Linked DNA regions of Mus musculus: region 2 is linked to region 1. The links are chromatin loops, found by intact Hi-C in ENCODE. Cell type or tissue: heart. All regions are shown on one strand. Each heading gives the region's core, and the rest is flanking DNA. Links, peaks and the distances in the headings are about the cores only. Region 1 has its middle 150 kb from the start of Gm46853. Region 2 has its middle 15 kb from the start of Gm32487.

Region 1 (8,790 bases), core at 578-8,577:
CTGCAAACTCAATTCGTCTTTAAAGAACATGCTCCAGCATTATCTTGGATGCAAATCTTCCCACACTAGAGGACCCATCACCACTTGCTCCCTCTCCAAGACCTGCAGCAACTACACACTGGCCTTCGAGGCAACTGCCAGACAGAGTTGGAGGAGGAACTAGGGAGCCAAGCTGAGTCTATTAGTACTAGGGAGGAGACAGCACTAAAGAATCTACAGACTGCCTCCACCCAACATTTCTAAACCCACCCAGTGGCTCATTTCAAATATCTGGATCCATTGTATCAGAGATGGATAAGGAGGAAGATAAGGGGAAGGCTCCAAAAGATGGAGTAACAAAGGAAAAGAGAAAAACAAAAACAAAAACAAAACAAAACCAAAAAACAAAACAAAATGAAACAAAAAAAACCAAACAAACAAACAAACAAACAAAAAAAAACAATCAACCAATCAACCAACCAACCAAACAAAAAACCAGCAAAGATAAGAGCCATCCTGATTGTGTTCAACTCTCCCTGAGAAAGCCCTACTCAAGAGTAAAGAAACCTGAGCCCCAAGATGTGCTCCCCATTAATTTCCCACATCTTCCTTTCCTTATGTATGCTCTCTACTTCATGACATGACATAGGAGGTGAGCTAGAAGAACTGGGTGGTTCTAGGAGCAGCTGTTATCATGGACCATTTTGGTCTTTGTGTGTTGACTATTTTTGAATAAAACATCTGGGTACATAAGATTACAGGAGTACAATGTTGGAAATTGCTACAGGCAACATGTTTTGGGGGAATTATTGGAGAATTAACAAACTTGAATATAAAAGTGACACAAGACTGCAAAGCACATATAGAACAAAGAACATGTTGCCTCTCAGAGGGTTTAGGATGTAAGGCAAGGGACATATGCCTTTCAGAGTTAGTGTAATGCAGGCCAGACAATGATGCATGTAGTAATAGGGCAAGTTCAAAAGGATCCAGAGGGATTTCAGGAAGGGGAATTCCAGATGTGTTTTACAGATCAGTAGAAAGCGGTCTCATAGCAAAGAAGGGAAATAAGGTGGGAGTGGGGAGCAAGAAAAGGAAGGAGTGAGAGAAAGAAGGAAAGGAAAAAGAAAGGAAGGAGGGAGGGAGGAAAACTGGAAGAAAGGGCATTCAGTAAGAGGGAACAGTCTTCACTGAGTTCTTGGAGATCAAAGGTGAATGACTTGGTGTGTCTGAATACAGGGGATTCTGGGGGATGCGTCCTGATGTGGGAAGCCACATGTGCCATTACAAGATGGCATTGGCTACCACTGGCCCATGATTATGGGTAAACAACCAATGTGCGCATGTGCAGAAGAGTTTTTTTGCTGAGTCACTGCCTGGCCCGACACATATTAATGAGGTACTGGTAGCATAACCAATCAGGTATGGACACATCACTCCTAGGCCTATATAAGCAGCACCATTTCTGGGCTCAGGGTCTTTCGCCTATGCAGTCAATGCTCTCCCAATAAACGTGTGCAGAAGGATCCTATTGTGGCGTCGTTCTTGCTGGCGAGTCGGGAACTCACATCCTGAGAGAGATTGGTTGATGTCTTAATCATCTATAGTACATTTTATTGTCATTAACCAAATATGGCTCAAATCTGATTAAACCTTAGAGGAATATATTGAGTGTGAGGACAGAAAAGTCCAGAAATTGTTCAGATGTCATTACTGACTTATTTCTTTTTTTCTACATCTATTCTTGAAGTCCATCTTCTGTCTTTCTCATCTGCCTTGTGCAGTGCTGACCTGATTCTGTGATGGTGCCTCAGCCAAAAGATGGCTGACTCTCCTGTTAGGGCTCTGATCTTCTCCGAGGACAAGGCTTCGGTCAAGAAGTAGAGAGAGAAGAGCTTCTGGAAGCTGCACTGCGGGACTAAGGTGGTCCATTTGCAGGAATTGTCTTCATGTCACCGAGTGACTTATACCGCATGCTTATTTCAGAAACTGTAACTGGCTCTGTTTGCTGCCTTAGGTCGAATCACAAAGAACTATCCTCAGGTCAAAGTCAGGATCACCTTCCTCTAAAACCAGTGGGCTTCTAACAAGCAAGCTAGTGACTGAAGGAGGAGAAATACATTGGGAGATGAGGTAGCTATATAATCCATAGACGCAATTGAATGGAGATTCTACATGTAGCCAAGGATCTGCACATGTGAGGAGGAAGTTATTAAGAAGAGATGTCAGCTTGTAGTGGATCAGATGGAGATAGTGATGGAGACATTCTCTTCCCAGGAACAACCACATTAGAGTTTCTATGTCCAGTTCTGCTGCCATTGTCTCATGGAGTGGCTGTCAGTTTCTCCTGGCAGAGTTGCTCTGTTAATTGTCATCTACAGCAAACAAGCCTCTCTGTGTGGGGTTAGAGATACCTTCATCTGTGGCTGTAATCAATAGGTTGTTAGAGGATGTCCACTTAGAGAAATAATAGTAGTAGCTTCACTCATAGAGACTATGATCTGTCTACTCATTGGCTCTTGGCCCAGTAGTGGTGTGTTACATATGGATTTCATCTTATAGAATGGGCCTTAAATCCAATATATATGCTCCCATGACATTTGTGCCACTAGAGCAGTGGATGTTCCTTGTCAAGTTGGTTGTTATTGTAGATCATAAAGTTCACAGATGAACAAGATTGCTTATTACTTTTCTCCTCCAGGAACATGAATAGCATTTCCAGTGTTACAAAAGCCAGCCGGTGGGGATGAAGTTTCCAAGTTACTACCAGCTTGATTTCTCAGTGTCCTATGACTCAAGTGTGCGGTGTCATCAGCAATATAATCTTATTGCCAAGTTCTGTTGGGTAACTGACAACAAAAGCAGCCTTACTATTTAGGGATCTTTGGGACCCCTCTAGATGACAACTCCATAAGAAGTAAGCCACTCCTGGCTTTTGTTAGCCTCTGGTGTCTAACAGGGGCCAAGCTATCACAGAATAGGATAACTCCATTTTGATTCTTCTTATGGGTGTGTGTAGACACATTTAAGGAAGCACCCAGATTTGTATATGGGTTCTGGGGCTACAAATTCTGCTCCTCATTCTTGTGTGGCAAACACTTTACCTACAGAATCATTTCCCTAGCTCTTCTCACTACATCAGCCTCCTGGACTTCTTCATGCTCTTCTAACACCTAAGCCTGTTTTACTTGCCAAGTGTTCTCTTTCAATTGACTGGAAAGCTCTTATCCTAGTCAATTTTTCTTTCTTGTCCCCATGGTGACTTATCACCTATATAGATCACCACACCCAAGCCACTTTCTGCCTTTCATCACTCTTAAACCTGTTTCGATTCATGTTTGTTAGGATTGCTTGCATGTGAGAAACACTAACTGTTGGCTTATTCTAACATCTGCATCCAAGCCAAGACAGGTGCTTCCTGCCTTGATCTCCAGGCATTCGCCATCCACAGGCAAGAGCCTGGCATCTCACACCAACTGAATCTGTCTGCATGGAGTACATGAATGTATATTTTAGAAACTTTGCTTTGGTGGCCATTTGGAAAACAGAGTTGAAGGGAAGGAATCTGTGATTTGGAAAGTTCTCCCTGGCTTAAGATGCTGTATGGATGGGGCATATGATTTGCTTCCTCTTAGACACTAAAGCTTGGAGGACATTTGGCAGAATTCAGGAGAAGTGCAGCCGAGCAGTGACTCAGAAGAGCCCTCATGGACTCCAATAGGTGGGCTTCCTTGCCTGCATGGTTGCATTCAAGCTGTGTAGTAAAAAGATGGCCCAGATTGATTTCTGTATTGGAGCTGCTGACCACATGAGCATGTGAAAGCAGAATTAGATACTTTTCCTGTGGCAGCTCCTGTCCCCAAAATCAGGGACAAGTGCTGGGGGGCGGGGGCATAGAGTCCTTTTCTAAGAGCGCCATCTGGCAGGGGAGAAGGGAGAGGTGAGCTGCAGGCAGTGAGTGCTCTGCTCGCTAGTCAGAGGACCTCTCAGCCAGCAGAGGGTGGATAAAGTAGAGACCATTCTTTTCTCTCCATGTCCTCATTGTCATACAAAGAAGCACACAGATCTAAGAGGTTAGCCCAGCAATTCTTTCTCTCTTTACCCCAGAGTCTGAGCTCTCTTCCATCTTTTTCTAAGCACAGTGGGAATAAGAAAGATCCTTAGAAAAGCTGATAAAAAGAAAAACAGAACAGGTCTCTCCCAAACCTGTTAATTACCGTTCTTAATCCTTCGTGTTTCAGAATTTATAGTCAGTGAAAATATTTTTTTCCATGGCAAATTAAAAAAAGTACAGTTTAATGCCAATTACCTTCTATCCCTCCTCCCTTCCTGTACTCCCCCACACCCCCCAGTTTTCTTTTCACTGCATGGGATGAATTTAATTCCTAGAGCTTTTTTTTTTTTTTTTCATTGTGTTTACTGAGAAATGGTAAACCTTATAACTGGGAGAACTGGGTGAACTGAAAGAAAAGGTGAGACAGACTGGAGGAGCTGGCAGGGTCCCCTTGCATCAGTGTGTGTGTGTGTGTGTGTGTGTGTGTGTGTGTGTGCCTTGCACGCGCATGTGCACTATATGGACCATCCCCTTTAAAAGGCATAGACTGTTCTACTTGGCAGCTCGGCGCAGTTGAAGAGTGTGTAAGCAGAAGTCAGGAAATCTGGACTGCAGACCTCCCTGGGTGACCTTAGGCAAGCTGTTCATGTTTTCTGAGTCTAACATTTCCTGTCATAACGTGAGAGAAATAACTTGTTCTTCTCTACATGTGATTCTGTTCCGAGAATTAAATGTATATATGAGAATGCCTTGAAAAATGAAGGTCTCTGCATTTGTAAGTCACAACTTTCTAGTTTGTCAAGTCGAAGTCTTAATCTAGAGTGGATCAATCTATTCACAGTGAGTGTTCATTCATTAGACGGGATGATTGATAATGACTGGGGATTCTGGATTCAAACCAGAAGACAGAAATAAATCCACTCCGATGATGTGTTAAACTATCTCCAGCTTAGAATGACTCAAACTGCACATTTTAGTACAGAACTTGACTATTAGGGCTAACATTGTAGCCACCGAGGTTTACACAACTTGGGGTTTTGAGGGACAGGAAGTATTATAAGGACATGTGGCTCAAGTCAAGTATGAGGTGAATCCTTACAATTAATGCTATCATTTTATTTTTCTATTTGCCATGTCCTGGACTAGGCTTGGGGACTGCACAGTACAATTGTGGCTTCTGTACTCTGGAACTCTGAAACTCACAAAGGAGACAGACTTGTGAGCTATAGGAAAATAGAGCGAATGGGCGTGGCCAGACACTGACTCGGGCCAACCTGTCTGATTTAAGTTTCATCAACTCTTTTATAGCCCAGGTGAATCTGACAAGTGGCTTAGCTTTAAAAACTCCATCTCTTTACATTTATTTACTTATTTTGTGTCTATGTGTTCATGTGTGTTGTGTGCGTGTGGGGTACATGTATGTGTGAGATTGGGTGTCAACATTGGGTGTCTTCTTTGAATGGTCTTCACCTTACTTACTTGTTTGTTTGTTTGTTTGTTTGTTTGATAAAAGGTCTTTCACTAAACCAAGAGCTAATCAATTAGCCTTGACTGACTGGTCAGCAGTCTTCAGGGATCCTCCTGTCTTACCACCTCAGCAGGGAGTCACAGGCCTGTGTGACCACATGTGGCCTTTTGTGTTTGTTTGTTTTGTTTTTTGTTTTGGCATGGCTGCTGGGCATCAAACTCAGGTCTTCATGGGTACATAGCAAGCACTTTAATGACTGATCCATCCCCCACCTCTCTGATATCTTTAAAATCGAAGAATAACAAACTATTCTTCTAAGGGATTTCTGAATGAGTTAACTTAGATAATTACTTATATATTTATCAAATATTAATTGGAGATTATGGTTGGCAGAATAAGGATATCACAGAGATGTCCATGTCTTATTCCCTAGGACATATGCTCTTCGTAGGTGATGTAGCAAAGGAAAACTGAAGCTCAAGATGGACTTAAAGTGGCTAGAAGATCAGCTGGCTCTGTAGGCGACTACCCTGCATTGTATGGGTGGGCCCAGTAAAGTTCGGAAACTTTTTTTTTTTTTTTGGTTTATTCGAGACAGGGTTTCTCTGTATAGCCCTGGCTGTCCTGGAGCTCACTTTGTAGACTAGGCTGGCCTCGAACTCAGAAATCTGCCTGCCTCTGCCTCCCGAGTGCTGGGATTAAAGGCGTGCACCACCACGCCCAGCTTACAGTTCGGAAACTTTTAAAGGTAGGGAATGAGGCCAAGAGATTTCTCAGAGTCAGAGAGAAGGGTGAAAATGCTGTGTAACAGAGTTTAAAAAATTTTTTTTTAATATTTACTTTTTTAAAATTCTGTGTTCATTGACATTTTGCATGTATGCCTGTATGAGGGTTTCAGAAGCCTTCTAGCTGGAGTTACAGACAGGTGTGAGCTGCCATGTTGGTACTGGGAATTGAACCCTGGTCCTCTGGAAGAGCAGCAAGTGTTTTTCACTGCTGAGCCATCTCTCATCTCTCCAGTCCAGTAACAGATTTGAAGATGGTAAAATGAGGCCATGAGCCAAAGATGACTGCACCTGGATTGGGTAACGTAATGTTTTCCTGAGAGCACCTAAGCAAAGGGACCTACTGTTCCCCGACTTTAGTTGTATGAGGCTCATCTTGAACTTCTGACATCCATGGCATATGATGACAAATTCGTGTTGTGTTGTTTAAACCACTAGGATTCCAATGTCTTCTTAGAGCAGCAATAAGAAGTAAATAAAATTGTCTACTAAGTGCCTCAGACTATGTTCTGAGTGCCAGAGGTACGGAGCTTCTGATGACAAAGGGGTTAGGGAGGTGAGGAGAGGAGGGGAGAGGAGAGGGGAGAGAGAGAGAGAGAGAGAGAGAGAGAGAGAGAGAGAGAGAGCGAGTGAGCATCTCACTTTTTGTATTATAGAATCTAGAACCATAAATAAGAACATGAGTAATCACGTGTCAGAGCTGTAAATGTTCTGAAGGGAAAAGGCAAGAAGACAAAGTAAGGCGCTAGAATAAAGAGATTGCTATTTTTCGAGGTAGTGTTAAGGACTGCCTTGTAATGAGATGACACTTGGACAGAAACTTGAGTGAAATGAAGACTTGCCTCCTGTGGATATCTGGGATGAAGAGCAACCTCACATGAGGCAGTATCTTTCCAAGGGCTATTCCCAAGGAGGGCTGTGACTTTGAGCCTTTAGCATCCCCAACTCCCAGCAGTTAGGGAAATGACTAACTGGATCCTAAGGGAGACTCTGCTTAGCACATTAGAGCAGCCACCACAGGAGGCTATTATAAAATCCTGCCCAAGAGCCAATGGCAATCTCTTCGTGGTCACTAGAAGGATAGATGGCAAAAAAAAATGAGCAGAGTGGGCTATTCACTTTAAGGAGAGCTCACGGGATGATTTTTTTCAAATGGATTTGATAGAATTGCTGGTATGGAGAGAGAAGATTCAAGGTCAACTCCATGCAACCTTGTCATTTACTGACCTAGGGGACATTTATGGACGATGGGCAAGTTTGAGGGGGAGACACTGAATTTTGTTTGATTTTGATATTGATGGAATTTGAAGTGCTTCAGTGTCTCCCAATGGGGAGATGTTGAGGTTAGAGGAGAAGTCAGAGCTGGGGAGGCAACTTCACCATGGCCAAAGCTGTGGGGGTAACTCACTTTAGGGAGTGAATGCTGGGCAAGCAGAGAGCCAAGAATGAGTCCCAGGGTATTTTTTCGAATGGATCAGATTAAAGGCTGTTAGCCACGAGAGCTCCCCCAAGGGCAGAGCGGCTCAGACAAGGGAGCAATACTTCTGCTTTCGTGGGACACTTGCTGGCTTTATCCAACCCCACATCCATCCACGTTCCTCTCAGGCCTCATTTCTCAGCTATTGACGAAGGGCTTCTTTCATTTTGAGTGCTCTCTATGATTCAGAAATAAGCACCATTAGTCATTTGTTCTTAGTTTTATTTTTCACTGTGCTAAAGAAGACGTAACAAGACGATCATTTAGTCGTTTTAAGTATATGCTTCGATAACTTTACGCACTCTCCCCTTGCCATACTCCCGTTACCATCGTTCATCACCAAAACATTGCCATTATCTGTACTCCAACGCTGAACACATCCAAAAGCAAGCCTCCTTTTTCTCCTCTTCCCAGCCTGTGGTCATGACAATTCTTTGCGTCTCCCACCACCATGACAACTCTTGGATATCACATATCAGTGACATCTCAGTCTATGTGCCCTTTTAGATCCTATTCACTTCATGGAACTAGTTAGCTAGCATCTTCAGTTATTCCAGGTGGCAACACGTGTCAGCCTCTCACCCCTTCCTAAGGCTGAATGAGATTAATCATGAAACTACCTGTGCCCAAATTCTGTCCTGTGAGCTGAAGTAACCTTGGGTGTGTCCTCTGAGTCTCATTTCCTTGTCCTTACATAGTGAAGAGAGTACTCAGTCCACAGACATGTTGGATGGACCACTTCATGTGATGGATGTGAAACTGCTTTTAGAAGACTAGGATGCAAGGGCTATTTTTAGCTAGAAGAGGCCAGTAGGTTGGCTGCCAGGCGTGGATTCCTTTCTCTTGGCCACCCTAATGACATCTTTCCAAGCAATTCCTCAGTCCAGCTGCAGGCTTGATCCAAGCCACTTATCACGGCAGTCAAACAAATGGACTTGGTTGTTTTCCTGTCAGCATCTCTGTGCGTCACATTAGCACAGCCCAAGAAGTGTCTGGATCTGACCCATAACCTTTAGGCTCTGGGGCC
Region 2 (8,790 bases), core at 215-8,214, 220 kb after region 1:
TAGCTCAAGGGGAGGCTGGAAGTCAGACACTGGGGCCTTGGAGAACAGGAAAAAGGCAAATACAAAAGACGCCATCTTTTGCATTTGTGTATAAGGACACTCCTCAAACACAATTCAACAACAACAATAACAACAAATCCAATTACCACACAATGGCTCTCACCTAGGAATTGTTTATTATGCGGGGACATTTGTTGATGTATAGGAACATCTTGGGTGATCAGAGCTGTGAAAATACCACTGACTCTAGTGGAGAGGACAGGGATGCAGTTGTAAAGTGTCCAGGATTGGCTGGCCCCAATATGGATGGTAGTGTAGTCAAGTCTGGTCTGTGAGAAAGCATTCCTGAAGAGTGCCTGAACTAGGCCCCAGATAATCAACCCAGATGACCAAACCACGGCTATCATTTCCAAAAGTGGGACCCTTCAGAGCCTGCCCAGCATCTCAAATTGAAGGCCAAGGCCTCAGCAGGCACCAGGCTTCTCTTCCACAAGTTGGGCCTGATTTCCCCTCAGCTTCACCTTTCCCTGGGTTTTGTCCAGACCCAAACCACCCACATGCTTTATGCACTCCATGACTCTTTGCTAGGAAGAAAGGATTCTGCTTCCTGCCTAAAATTCTCTCCTCTCATTTATGTCAGACAAATACCCTTCCTGTTGGGTCCAGCTGTGACATTTCCTCTTCCCTTGTAGCTGTCCTACATCCTCCACAAAGCAGCTCTGCTCTAGCCTCATCGAGGGTATGTCCTGGGTTTGTGTCTGTCTCTGCTGCCAATCTGGGCTTCCCCAGCATACAAGCTTCTCTTCCCAGTGCAGAGGAGACTTTAAACAGTGGGAGCCATTGGGTGATCACTGGTCTTTCTGTGGCCATGTGGTGAAGGGACACTCCTGGCCTTCAATGACAGAAGATCCTTGGGGAACTGAAGACAATGTAGAGGAGGAATGTGAAGTCAGCTGTATCACCAAAGAAGGCAAGATGGCTGGGGAGACTGAACAGTGGAGCAAGCACTTACCCTGAAAGTGTGAGGACCAGAGGGCAGCTCCCCAGAACCCTTGGGGAAAACGAGAGAAGGAGAGAGAGAGGCTGGCATCCCCAGGGCAATCTGGCTAACGAGACTAGCTAGAACCAGCAAACTCCAGGTTCAGCAAGGAGTCCTGTCTCAGTCAGTAACAGTGGCAACATTTAGGACCAAAATGACAAAGAACAGGCACTGTGCACCATTTCCTTGACACTTATCCATTAAAAGATTTTTACATTATAATTTTACAACTTCAGTTCTGACTGTTTAGGAGGCTTTATCACTTTCCTGATAAAGAAATAGGCTGCGTATCATCTCTTAAGACACAATCAGAAAAAAAAAGAGTTAAATCTCAACTAAATAAATGATAATAAAGGAGACATACATAAGGCACATGTACTCATTACACATGAATACACACACATATGCAAAGAAGGAAGGAAATGGAGATAGGAAAGAGTACTGAGTGACCAAGGGAGACTCAGAGAGTCATTCAATGTGCAAAACCAAAGGTGAGGAGGTCCCCAGCTCCAGAAGAGGCTCTGTAGGCTTCTGACACACCTCAGGCTGGCCATGAAGCATCGAAGAGGAGGATTTCTGCCAAGTGCTTAGCAGTGATTGGCATGAAGATGGAAAGGTCCGACCATTTGCACATGTAAGAACTCATGTTTTTCTCAAGTCACCTCGTCCAGAAAATGAAATGATAAGATGCCTTTCTACAGTACAGAGATACCTTTGCTCAAGGGGAAGAAGAGATTGTCTCCAGATTCCTAAGTCCTGTCCCTTCCTGCCTTCCCCTTTTGGCTGGACCATTCTGTGTCAGTGTAAAGAACACACGGCCTCAGAAGGCATTTTCCCTGATGCTGCTTATGAATAAATAAAAGCTGATAGAACCTTCCCACCGAGCTCGAGGATTTGCTTTCCACCCCGATCCACGATGATTTGTGACAGTCAGCCAGGACAATATCAAATGGCTTGTTTTTATATCGTTGGCTTTACTTCGACGAACACTCCTAGAAGTCAGGAAATAATGAGCCATTTTCCAATACATCCTGCATCCTTGTTTTGAGGGACATGGGTTGGGATGTAATTGACTAATAGTGAAGCACACGTATTGAAAGTGTATAGCTGGGTTAGAATTGGCTTGTTTACATTCACTGTAATCCCCCAAATTAAAGTGATGTTTTCTCCTGTATTTCCCTTATCTCCTCCTTTCTTCATGATCTTCACAGGCCACAGTCATCTACCTGTTTCCATTGCTATCGGCTAATTTTCTATTCCTTGACATTTACATAAATGTACTCACGAGGTATTCACCATCTTATTTGTCTTGTGCTACACAATATAACTACCCTGAAGTTCAAGTGTCTTATTGCATGTCTCAAGGTTCCATTTCTTTGTATAATCTAGTAGCTTTCCAGTGAACCTTTACATGACAAGTTGTTTATCCATTCTCTTGCTAGTAGATATTTTCAGTTTGGGATAGTTACCAATAAAGCTTCCATGGCCATTTAGAAAATAGTCTCTGTGTGTACACAGGTCCTTATCTTTGTAGAATAAATGTCTGTGTCATGTGATCAGTGTATATGTAACCTTTTAAAAGATTGTCACATTGTTTTCCAAAGTAAGGATACCATTGTACAGTTTCACCAGCAGACAATGAGAGTTCTACTTGCCCCACATCCTCACCAATACTAGGTACGATTAGTCTTTCTAAAGTTTGCTGTTTTCGTGGGTAGTGGCACAACACTCCAACTTAATTTCCATTGAGGATGCTGAACCTCTTTTCATGTGCGTACTTGCCATCCATGCATCCTTACTGGTGAAATGTCTACTCGAAGACAGACATCTAGAATTTCTCTTTTCTTCTAGATGTCAGACACAGTTAAGATAATAATTGTGAACCTGGTCTTTGGAACCCATCAGATCTGGTTTTATTTCCTGGCTTGAGTACCTGTGCAATTTAGGAAGTGTCTTACCTCCCTATACTTTACTCTCTTCTGTATAAAATAAAGAGACTACAGCTAATAAACGTGAAAATCAAATAATGTCTGTGAAAGACTCAACTTAAGGCCCTATATATAACTATTAATAAATAGTATTCAAATTAGCATAACATTTTCCACTGATCTAATCTGAATTATCACCAAAAAAGACCTTTAGTATATCTCAGAAAACAACCCCCATGTGGTACATAATAAGTGGGATTTAGTACAAGTTGTATTAGAGCCAAAGGAGCCCTTGGAGATACTGAATACAAACCATGCTTGGCTCAGGCCCTCCAGAAAGCAAAGCCCAAGGCAAGAACTCCAATTCAGGGATGTCATTGGGATGGTAAAAACACAGTGATTTGGGCAAGGGAAAACACGGAGAAACGAGACAGTTAGCATGCAAAGTACCACTACCCCTAAAAGATGCCAAAGAGACATGGTTGGTCTCATGGGCAGCTTAACGCAGGGAGACTGAAGTCTTGTCATAGGCCAGTGTCTTGGCTCCTTTTTCTGCTCCAGATAACAAAGCACTCAGACAAAAGCAACATAAGAAAGCAAGAGTTTGTTTCAGGTGACAATTGCAGTGCGAAGTCTCATCATGGAGAGGATGGTGAGGCAGCAGGAGCTTGAAGCAGCTGATTGTTTTAACTGCAGTCAGGAGGGAGCATGGATGAGTCCACACCAGTACTCAGCTTCTCTCTCTTTCCAAGGCCCAGCTCAGGAAATGTCACTAGCCGTATTCAGAGTAGGTCTTTCTAACTCAGTTAACCCAGTTGAGAAAACCCCTCACAAGCAGTCTTGGAGCCCCAGTACTCTGGTGATTCTCAATTGTGTCAAGTTAACAATAACATTATGTTAACAATAACACAATGGCCATAAGCATATTCCTGAGTCAAGGTTTTGAGGGTGTGGGGTTTGGGGGGAGTACATCCCAGACAGCACGAATATGTGAAGGTGGGATGGGGATAAGGAAGGAAAAGACAGAATGCTAATCCACAGTGTGGAGAGGAGCAGGTTTCTCTGATGGATGCCAGGGTCTCGGTCCTACTAAAGATCTTTGGGAGACAATAGAGTTTCCTCACTATCCCCCAAGGAAAGAAAAGGGGACCCAATTGCTAGCAGGAAAGAACCTTGGTTTGTCTTGAAATGGCCAGTGCCACATCTTCCCCATAATGAGGGTGGTGATGTCAGTCAGCAAACTTTTCTTTAAAAGGTCAGAGCATGGCTGCTCCAGGTCTTCAGCCTAATTGGTTTCTATTGCAACTGACCAACCCTGAGGCTGCAATTCGACAGAAGCAATGCCCAGACAAATAGGTATGGCTGTGCCATACCACATCTTATTTTCAAAACCAGGCAGGCTGACTGCAGGTCGTAGTCTTCAGATCCATGGGATACTGGTACAATACATCCCATTTAGCAGATGGAGAAACTGAGACCAAATAGAGAAAGAGAGCTAGTTGTGTAAGCAGGCTGAAACACATCTGATATTCTGACCAGTATTCCACTGTACTCAGCAATGTCCATCTTGCAAGTTCTGTGTGGAGGGAACTGGCAGCCAGAATCCTTTTGGGAATTATCCACGTAACCTCTAATTCTTCAACGCATCAGTTTGTTTCCTCTTGGTGGCTAGAGAGGCCCCAGGGATTGAAGCCTTCCAGTCTCCAAGAATGCCACAGAGTAACTTCCTGTCCCACGTCACTGAACGAGGCAGCTTTGGAAGCCTCCCTCGGGGCCAGGCCCTTTGCCATCAGCCTCAGCCTCAGCAGCCTTGGCAGAGCATCTCCCAGGCCTGGCCACAAAGCACAGAGTGAAAAAGCAGTTAGAGCTTTGGATCCTGTAAAAATTCTAAAAATATCCAGGAATGTGTGCACATATGTGGCCCTTCTGTGATCAAAACATCTGGAGAGAAGATCAAATCCTGCTTTAATCAGCTGAAACTTATGCAAAAACTGTGGGCAGGAGCGGAAGTTCAGTCATTCACTTTACTTGAGGGGAGAGAAAGGACATCACAAAATTTGTGCTTGTTGCTGTTCTTCTGTCCAAGACAAAAAATAGGAGAATCCTTCCCTGGGGTGAGACCTGGACCTCTACTTCCATGGGATCCTCGGGACCGTTTCTCCTAAGGGAGAGCATGGGTGGAAAGTTCAGGGCTACAAGCTTGAGTTCCTGATTTGATGTTTTTATTTTTAAATAGAAGGATGATTATAATGCTAAGCCCTTTAGTAAAAACATTAGGCATAGGCATCAAGTGGCCAAGTGACACCTTCAAATGTGAGATTTGAACAAGGTCTATTGTAACCAGGCATTTACCAGATAGAGAGCCTGAGACCTGAGGAGATCTTGCCTGATGGTGGTGGGGGTAGGGAGGTGGAGTAGGAAGAGGCAAGGCTGATGCCGTGGTCATCTGAACTCTCAGCCCACTGATGCACTGGGGAGAAGAGATGCAGTCGGATTTCCATTCTGGTTCTGCTTGCCTCAGTCAGAGGACCACTCCTGCTGAAGACAACTAGCTGTGCCTGGAGAAGCCAGGCTCTGAACCTGAGCAGCCACTTGCTATGAAGGATGGACAGAGGCGGATGGATATGTACCATCTCCATAACTAATTACAGCCCAGACTAGAATAGAGTGTTCTGATTATTTGAGCTAACTGATGGTTGAGCTCATTGGGACCCAGGCTTTCATCCTTGACTGGTAGCAAGTAACTAGTCCCTTTCCTGAGGCAAGGCCCTAACTAGAGGGCAAGGTACAGGCCACTGCATAAAGCTTAGGCTGAGTAGCTATGCCACTTACCTACTCTGTTTTGATCTGAGCCACTCATGGTTCCCATTAGCTTCTGAAGAGTGAGTAGAAGTTGTGCTCCTCACTGTTCCAACAGACAGGAAGACCCAGAGAAGGACCCCAAAAGAGAAGATGCAGAAGGAAAAGGCTCTTGGCTTAGCTTACTACTTGGATATCAGAATTTCTCAGCCTGGCCTTTATGGTGGTCTGTAATCCAAGAATGGTCTTGATTTATTCCCACAACAGTTGTCACCAAGTAGGCTCTCTAGAGGCTTCTATTTCTCTCCAGTAATTCCAAAGACTTGTGTCCAGGGCCATTGGAGCATAACTCTCACCCATAAGAGAGAAAGCCATTCATCTCAGAACAACTCAAGCACTGTCATGGCAATCCCTCCCCTGGGTCCCACATGTGTCCATTGAGATGGGAGCTCCATGCTTCCAAGGTCCTTATGAGTACCCTTTACTGAAGCCTCCCACTCTGTTCTTAGCTAAAAAGCCATGCTCTTTCCTACCAGTCATGTGGCTAACAAGCCCCAGACTTCATACAGGACATCCAAGGACAACAAGCCATGACTGCAGTCAAGCATCCCAGACTTGCCACCACCCTCTCAAGCTGTCATTCTGCAGCCCTTCCCACTCTGATCACTCCACAGAAATATTAAATAAACATGCTCTCTTTGCCACAAAGGAAAAACCCAAATGATATAGAGACCTCCCTCAACTTTTATGTCTTACTGCTCTGATTGATCTCAGTCCTAGACACTTAGAGGACCATGCTGAAGAAACGAGTCTCTTGTTCTAGAGCTGCAAACAGACTGGGCCACCGTCTCCTGCAGCACCACATCCTCAGGTGAACATGCCCAATCTTACAAAGTGAGGAGTCAGTCAGACAAGTGACCATATCAGGACTCAGCTGCCATATCTTGAAAACAAGATAATCTCAAAGTTATACGCCCAGACACACATACCAGCTTCCAGGAGCTAAAGTCCTGGGATTAAGTAATGTTCAAGGACTCCTCTGACAAGCCAGCTTGGCAGACTTGGGATGTCTTATCTTATATGCTGGCTGGTTTGGTTACATGTTTTAAGTATTTATTAAGAAGGATCTCAAAGATCCCCATTTGGGAAATGGGGAAAATAGAGACAGAGAATTTTGATGTGTTTCTGGATAGATATGGTCCAAGACAAGAGATGCAAAGTCATACCGACCCCCGGATATGCTTGATTTTAAGTTCCATACCTGAGAAGCTGCTAAGAAGAAGGTCTCAGAGATACAGCCTCACAGCCACAGTTACTCAGCAAAGTGTTATTTTAGGGGTATTTGGGGCTGCTTATTTCATTTTGACTTGTTCACTGTATAAATCTTCTGGTGAGATTGTTTATACAGAGCAGCTGAACATATTTCCAGGATGAAGCTCCAACAGGTCCAACAGGTATGAAGAAACAAGTTGAGCTGGCAATTTGTTGGCCCCATATCTAGACACAAGGGAAGAGTCAAGAATTAAAGGAAAAGTCCCGTGAAGAATCAGGCAAGATTTTCCTACTCAATGATTGCAGCTACAGCACGTACGTTGGAAAAGACCAAACTTTGGGAGCCTGTTGGCTGCAGACCATCTTCTGGGGAGGTAGATCACCTTCTTTGTGCCTTCTAGAATACTCTACCCACAAAATGCACTCTTCTGACCTGGGTGATGGGGTGCTGCCCTACTGCAATGCTAAGATAACAGTGGCAAAAGAATTGCACACACTCACATGCCTGGCCTAATGGCCTAATACAGATGCCCAAGGCATCCTTCCTGTGGAGAAAGAGTCTAGGTTTGACAAGAATGAGAGCCATCCCTGACCTGGTTCCAGTTCAAGAGTGGAGCTCATCTCCATATATTCCAGGCACTTCCCATCTCTGTACCACAGGAAAAGCTTTCTACAGGAGAGATGAAAAATATTAAAATCTCATTTTCACACAGTAGGCCCTCGCAGGTCCCTCTGCTGCTCTAGACTAATTCTATCTATAACCCTAGTAGTTTAGGAAGAGTCTGAAGCCATGCTGGCTTATTAGACTCTCCCCTCACATACACACTGCTAATTTTAGGGGGTGGAAAGGCTTACCTTACCACTAGTTTAGGAAACACTTGTTTGCATTTTGAGCTACTTCCCTTGAAAATATCCTTCCTTCATTGTGTTCCTGAGAACAGCAACACCCTTCAGTGACCTGGAATGGCTTCTACTCGAGGCCTCTGCTTATGCAGGGGCTCACAGTGAGGCCTTTCTCTTAGGATGTAGTCTAAGTTAGCTCAACGGGTGGGAGAGCTCTCTCTGGAGTAAGAGCTATGTTGCCTGCAGGTGCCCTTATCTATCTATGCTTTGTTACTTTTCTCCTTGCTGTGACCTGACCTGAAGCAGCTTAAGGAAGGAATGGTCTCAGTTGGCTCATAGCTCTTGGGAATACGGTCTATCATGGCAGGGAGCATGTGGCTCAAGAGCTTGGTTCTTCGGGTCACATTGTTTCTGTGGATAGGAACCAGGGAGAGATGAACATGGGCACTTAGTTTGCCTTCACTGTGTTCAGTCTAGGACCCCAGGCACCCAATCCCTTCTTCACTCAGTTTCCTGGAATATCCTCAGAGACACTCCCAAAGATGTGTCATTCAAGATCAGCCATTACACATACCCATTTGTGGAGCTAGCTGGACGGATGCCTGACAGAGTGAGAAGCTGATCAAGGACTTGTGGACTTAAGAGCTTAGCAAACGGGGAAAAGGACAATGGTTAAGAACATGGGTTGCTCATCAAGAGGATGCAGGTTCAATTCCCAGAAACCACATATTATCTGTAACTCCAGTCCCAGGAGATCTGACACCTTCTTTGGGCACATGCAAGGTACACAGACATGTATGCAGTCAAAACACCCAGTACATGAAGTTTAAAAATACCTTGTCACCACTGCCACCAATATTATATATAATTTCCAGGACTATGAACATAAAAAATAATTTATATAAAGTG

Evidence for each region. A loop is a pair of places that touch in the nucleus more often than their neighbours do. Peaks named below come from ENCODE experiments on the same cell type or tissue, not always from the same donor. Only the 100,000 strongest peaks of a DNase experiment are listed, where the experiment ranks them.
Region 2: a loop joins it to region 1, with 2.2 times the contacts of the local background. A loop is called at or near these places in 3 of 42 quality-filtered maps.

The regions. Positions count from the first base shown.
Region 1 is chr4:47,803,175-47,811,964 of GRCm38, reverse strand. No RefSeq gene overlaps it. Among named protein-coding and RNA genes, the nearest start is that of Gm46853, 150 kb to the left of the region's middle. In heart, for the core only: a CTCF peak has its summit at 3,910; no DNase peak of the experiment used is centred there.
Region 2 is chr4:47,583,372-47,592,161 of GRCm38, reverse strand. No RefSeq gene overlaps it. Among named protein-coding and RNA genes, the nearest start is that of Gm32487, 15 kb to the left of the region's middle. In heart, for the core only: no CTCF peak of the experiment used is centred there; a DNase peak (open chromatin) is centred at 4,701.